Linked DNA regions of Homo sapiens: region 1 is linked to region 2. The links are chromatin contacts, found by Hi-C or POLR2A ChIA-PET in ENCODE. All regions are on one chromosome and are shown on one strand. The core of a region is the stretch at or near the end of the contact, and the rest is flanking DNA. Distances in the headings are between cores, read along the strand shown. Region 1 overlaps MYOF (myoferlin). Region 2 has its middle 130 kb from the start of CYP26A1.

What was found. Hi-C counts contacts between places; a loop is a spot of excess contacts on that map. ChIA-PET counts read pairs that join two places held with the same protein, here RNA polymerase II (POLR2A).
Region 1: a loop to region 2 is called in a map of posterior vena cava, with 9 times the contacts of the local background. The contact joins two enhancer-like sites. A Hi-C loop is called at or near these places in 1 of 168 maps with a recorded cell type or tissue (posterior vena cava). POLR2A ChIA-PET finds 5 or more read pairs at or near these places in 1 of 52 experiments (common myeloid progenitor, CD34-positive).

What each region holds. Positions count from the first base shown.
Region 1 is chr10:93,362,547-93,365,783 of GRCh38, forward strand. MYOF (myoferlin) reads right to left here. Exons shown (of 54, transcript NM_013451.4): 27 at 1,415-1,529. Among named protein-coding and RNA genes, the nearest start is that of MYOF, 120 kb to the right of the region's middle. Within about 2 kb of position 1,490, at least 6 of the 41 ENCODE cell types and tissues checked have a DNase peak (open chromatin) inside an H3K27ac peak, as active enhancers do.
Region 2 is chr10:93,197,738-93,200,995 of GRCh38, forward strand. No RefSeq gene overlaps it. Among named protein-coding and RNA genes, the nearest start is that of CYP26A1, 130 kb to the left of the region's middle. Within about 2 kb of position 1,479, at least 14 of the 41 ENCODE cell types and tissues checked have a DNase peak (open chromatin) inside an H3K27ac peak, as active enhancers do.

The DNA of each region.
Region 1 (3,237 bases), core at 240-2,739, 160 kb after region 2:
CACATGTTTTTGAGTATGGGGAAATGCTACTGGAGGTTCATAATGTTAATTATATACAATTAGCAAAATTTATCTAAAATATTGACTTAAGTTTGCATAAAAATGAAGAGAGTTATGAAAAGAAAGTTCCTAAGTAAAGGAAATAAAGGCGGCCCATAAACATGAAAAAATACTCAGCTTTACTTTAAATTAAGAGAGTGAAAATTGAAATAACAGGATACCACTTATTCATGTGGCAAAGATTATAAAGCGGGATGATGAATATTTAGGCAAATGGGCTTCTTGTAATTTTGTTGAAAATATGAATTTATAAAACCTTTTTGAAGGTTATAAAATTTTATCAAAATTTTATATGCATTTAAACCTAGACCAACCAAATGCAAGGATCTTCCCTACAGATAAACGTTCATAAACATACAAAAATGTATGTTTAAGGATGTTCACTGTTACATTGCTTATAAAAACCAACGACTCAAAACCAAAAGCACCTAAATGCCCAGAAAGAGGGGATTAAATGAATTATAGTAGGTACATATAATAAAACATTCTGCAACCATTTTTTAAAAGCTCATAGATCTATATGCATTGACATAAAAAATGTCCAAGATATATTGTTAAGTGAAAAATACAAGCTATGAAACTGTGTGTGCAACACAATTCTATTTAGGCAGGGAAAAAGGAAGTTATATCCTTGTTTATGAACAGAAAACAGACATCAATGGTTATCTTTGGGGAGTGGAATATGGATTGGGGAGAATAATTACTTTTGATTTCCTTTAATGCTGCTTGGATTTTTTAAAGACAGAAACATTTCATTTGTTATACTATTAAAAACTAGGCTGAGCTTGGTGTCTCATGCCTATAATCCCAGCACTTTGGGAAGCTGAGGCTGGAGGATTGCTTGAAGCCAGGAGTTCAAGACCCGCATGGGCAACATAATAAGAACCCATCTCTACAAAAAAATAAAAAATTAGTCCAGCATGGTGGCATGTGCCTGTAGTCCCAGCTACTGGGGAGGCTGAGGCAGGAGGACTGCTTGAGCCCAGGAATTTGAGGTTAGAGTGAGCTATGATCGCACCACTGCGTTCCAGCCTGGGAAACAGAAAGAGCCTATCTCAAAAAACCCTCAAACAACAACAGAACCCTAATTAGATAATAATAAAAATTTACCTAAAAAATTTGCACAATCCAAACTATACCATGTTCCAACATCGAGTTAAATAGGCCTCATTTCTATTCTAAAGAAAATACTTATTGTGGCACTTGTGTGGCTTAAGCTATAAGTGGAAGACTCTTCAGAACATAAGATGGAGCGGAGGAGAGGTTAAAGCCCAAGCCAGGTGGCTGCTGGGTTCCCCGCAGATCACGATCAGAGGTGACAGGTGAGAGTTTCTCTCCGGAGCAGGCCACTCACCGCATCCGTGTAGGTGTCCTCGGCCGGCTTCCAGTCGCCCCCGGGGTAGCGGCTCTCGTTCTGATAGACTTCATCAGTGAACTCCGTGTGACCTGCATCTGCCTCAGTCAGCAAGCTGTGGGGCGGGGAGGGCTCAAGTTACCCAAGGAGACCGGGTAACCGGCAGCCTCGGCGATTGCCAACACTCAGGAAGCATCTACACCCTGGGAGTGGCACCACTTCCCTCCTCGCTTTACCCCTGTTGGTTCTGACTCCAAATTCCTCTTTGTACTAATCGCTTTTGACATTCCTTTGAAGAAAGAGCCTGCTGGAACAATGTGACCTAAATCATAAAGAACTCCTCAAATTAACAAGGTTGCTCCTTCTCAGTAATGAGGATGGGGTCTGGGAAAACAGTATTGTGGGCAGCTTCTTACAGAGACCACAGACAACGCCTTCCATGTTTCTGTTTCAGTTCCGGGCTGCTCAGCTTTATCTCAATGAAACTCTTGGCTAACAGTTCAAAAGAAAAGGGAGCTGTCCCCACTATTTTTTAAAACAGAGTGTAGACGGTCTCATGAAGCCACATGTGGCTTGCTTGGTCTACATAACACAAACTGAAGGGAGGAGTTTAAGTTTTCTGGAGAGTTCCTAGGTAGACAGCCAAACCAGGTCATTTCAGACTCCAAACTCCATTTGGGCATTTGGGAAATCCATACTGACTCTCTGCCATGTTAATTTTCCTCTTGGATTTGGAATTCTTTGGACAACCCGCAGAGGAAAGTTACAGAGGCTCCAACTTTGACTCAAGTCTTCTGCCAGGTACCTACTCAAATGAGGGTTTTTTTTCCCTTTATTGTTTCTGCATCTTTTCTCTGCTGTATTCTCCCCTAGAATCCAGCACAGGAAAGGAATCAAAAAAACAAACAGTCCCAATCACTTATATGAATTGGGCATCACGTCTCTGGGCCTCAAAGAAGGAGAATAAAAGCCCTGGCTGCTGCCTGTAGGATTCCATCCAGCCCTGACATGCTTTGACCTTCTGCTTTTTCTATCACAATTTCCCTACCCTTTCCCTGTCCTCACTAACCTTCCTTCCTTCCAGCCAATTCAAACCCCATTTTCCTTTCCCTCACCAATTTCCCCCAACTCCACCCAGAGCAAGCTGCCTGAATTGAAAGCAATCACATGCAAGCAAGCACGTTTGGGTCTTAAGAGAGCAGTATTTTCTCTTCCCTCCTCCCTCCCTAATGCCTATGCAATTACAGGAAATGAACAACAGAGAGACCAAACTCTAGTTGGAGGCCTTAAAATTCAACTTCACAAGGTTTTTCCCTCCCAACTCAAGGCTGCTGTCATAAGATGGCAAGAAGAGGGAATGCTGGTTCTAATGTTACTGGCAACATTTAGCAAACAGGCTACAGTGTCCCCCAGACTCCAGGGGAACCATCTTTACCACCTTCTACTGTTTATTTTTTTCTTTCTTTTTAATAACAGCTTTTGAGATATAGTTCACATATATGAAATTCATCCACTTACAGTATACCTCCTACCATTTCTTGCAGACATTCTAGCATAATAGTTGAGTACTGGTTTGGGTGCCCACGCTAGACTTGGATTCTAGCCCCTACTATACCATTGACAAGCAATGTGCCTTTGGACAAGTTATTTAATCTTTCTAGATCTCAGTTTCCTCATTTGCAAAGTGGAGATAATACTACTACTTGTTGGGAGATAATTCTCTGCGAGTCTCTTGTGTTTCTGCGCATCTTGTGAGCTCAGGCACTGACTACCTTTGTTATGGGCTATCTTCTCAAAGATGTTTATATGGGGAACACTAAGAT
Region 2 (3,258 bases), core at 229-2,728:
CTACTAAGAAATTAGGCAGTACCTAAATCCTCATTCTCCATAGTTGAGAGTTAATAGATAATATGAAAAAATCATGAAAGTACAATAAGCTGTTATTTATAAAAATGGAGTAAAATATAAGAAATAGTTGAAAAGACAGTAAGTAGTTACCTCTGGGAACAAGAATTGGGAGTGGGGAGAGATGGAGTTATTTTAAAAATTATAAACCTAGTAGTATTTGACTTTTAAATCAATTTACTCAGTGTGATCCCAATTTTGTGTTACTAAACACACACACACACCCTTATATGTATTATATGAATGACAATACGTATGATATACATGTATAATATATAACTATTACATTGTATACCTATATCTATGTGCATTAAAAATACAGAAGAAAACATACAGAAGTCAACTATGGCTGTCTCTTGGGAGGGGAAGGTTAGGGTTGTAGGTAAGTTTTAGTTTTATTTGACCTGTTTTCCCTATTTCCCAAACTTACTGTGAAGAAGACACATTGGCTCATCATTGTAAATTTTTTTAAGAGGGCGAGAAAGAGACAGGAAGGAACCAGGAGATATGGGTTCAATCCCAGCTGTGCCACTAATTCAACTAATTCACTGTGATCTTGAGCAAACTGCTACCTCCCTGGGCCCCTGTTGATCCAGCCATAAACACAGGATTGAGCTGAGCTCTAAATAATGACAATGCAAAGAGCTACCATTTATCTAAGACTTACTATGTTGCCAACTCTGTGCTAGACACTTTAGTTACACCAGTGGTTATCAAACGCATTAGAATCACCTGGAGAGCTTTTTCAGCCACAGGTTGCAAAGCCCACCTTTTGAGCTTCTGATTCAGTGGGCCTGGGGTGAGGCCTGATAATTTGCATCTCTAACAAGTTCCCAGGTGATACTGATGCTGCTGACCTGAGGATCACTGACTTAACTCATTTAAGACTTGCAAAAACCCTGTGTTAAATTTTTCATCCTTTGGATGGGGAAACTGAGGCTCAGAGAGGTCACACAGTGTCAGAGCTATGATTTGAATCCGAGACTATTTAAACCAAAGCTCTTGCTGTGATACTGCCTTCCTCTGAGGTTTCCTCTCAGTTTCAACTTCCTATGTTTCTAGTTTACAAACAACAAAACCCACACATCTGAGACCAAATCAAAGCTCTTCAGAAAAATCCCAAGAAAATCCCGACATGTGCAACTTCTGCCTGGAGCGGATGAGTCTGGCGCTGAACACCAAGAGGGAGGGTGATAGACCGCGGAGCCGACTGGCTTGCACGAGGCTAGCAAAGGGATTGCAGCTTCATTAAGGCACCCCTGCAACTGACTTGAACTTTTCTTTCCTTATCCTACAGTTTATTTGGCATTCTCTGGGTCTCTTAATCCACAGTCATTTGGGTAGCAAAAAAAAAGAAAAAAAAAAGTGGAAATGAGTTTTCGTCAATGTTGACTTTTGTGGTGTCCCCAGGAATGGTTATTTTCTTCCCTTTCTCCCTAGTGTGAATTCTCAAGTAAGTAGCAAATGATTTCAAATGCATGCCGATTGCAGTGGCCAGCTGCCAGGAGAGAAGTGAAAATAAACTGGTGACAGGAAGTGTCTCAGTTCACGGAAAGGGCAGCGAGGATATAGTGGAGCAAGCCCATGACACTCCTGGGTCCACATGCTGAAAGACTTACCCGGACGGGCTGTGTAGCCACAAATCTCCTAGTAATTCATTAAGTAAGGGGAAACGCTCCCAGAAGCATTTCTCTCCTCTCCTAACACCCTTTGTCTTTTAATTTCCAAACTCCGGGTTCATTCCTATGTCAAGCGAGCCTGGGTGAGTCTCTCTAAACAACTCCTTCATGCGTGATGGAACACACTGCCACAGACTAATGCTTTGACTCTAAGTGTTTTAACAGGCTGAGGTTTCCAAGCTTTAGGATCACAAGATGGATATATGATCGGTGTGAACTAGAAAACAGCATCAAAAACAGCATGAAGGATGGTGGAAAGAAAAGCGAGTTACATGGAACTTTGCCCAGTGCAGGGCTTACAGGCTGGAAGAAAAGTTTCAAGGATAAAAAAGTATATTCGAAGTGAGTAATAAGATAAAATAAGATGATAGAGCAAGGTCAAACGTATCAATAATATCAATAAATGTAAATAGGCTTAATTTACTTACTAAAAAAGAGACTTCCACATTGGCTAATATAGCAAAATTTAACACTGCTCTACACAAGAGGAACACCTAAAACAAAAGGTCCTGAAAGGTTAAAAAAAAAAGAAAGAAAAAGATATTAAAACAAATGCAAATTAAAACTTAAAAGCAGTTACAATTTTGATATCTGACAAGATGGAATTTAAACCAAAAAGCACTAAAGAAGGCAAGAAGGAGACTTTAAAATACTAAAGGTAACAATTCACATTGAAGATATCTAAGTTATTAACATTGAAGCACCTAACAACTAAAGATGCAGGGGAAATGGAAACCCAAATAATTGGTGATTTTAATCCATGTCTGTCGATCCAAGAGAGATCAAGTGGACAATAAGGATGCAGGAGATACAAACGTAACCAATAAGGTAGATCTTATAGATGTATGTAGAAACCTGGACCCCGATAGTGGCAAAAACACCTTCTCAAATGACTACACTTTGGGCCATAAGGAAAACCTCATTAAATTTCAAAGAACAAAGAGAATACTCTCTGATCACAATACAATAAAATTAATAATTATAAACAAAATTTAAAAACCAAAACTATTAATGCTTAACCAAATACAGGATTAATAATTTCCTCTACAATAGACTAAAACATGTTAACTATGTTCATGTTCATTGAGATTATAATATAGATACCAACTGGTAATAATACAAAAACAAAACAAAACCACAAAAACCAAAGCATAAACAAAATTAGAAAACCAAAGAGACCAAAGGAAAAAAAAAAACTGAAAAGACTACTGTATCTGAAAATTAGGAAAAAGCATGTTACTAAGCAGCTGTTAGAGATAGAAGGACAACTTGAAATTATAGAATTTCTGGAAAAGAATGATAATGGAAACACAAATAATCAAGTCTAGGCTATTCAACTAATGCAATTAATAAAGGAAAAAGTTTAGCATTAAATATCTATATCAGTAAAAATGAAAATAAGTGAACTAAATGCCCCATTCAAAAAGCAAGAAAAGAACCACAGAGTGCGCCAAAATAATCTAGAAGGAAGGAATTAATAAAGATGAAAGCAAAAATTAATAAACTAGAAAGTAGAACTTAA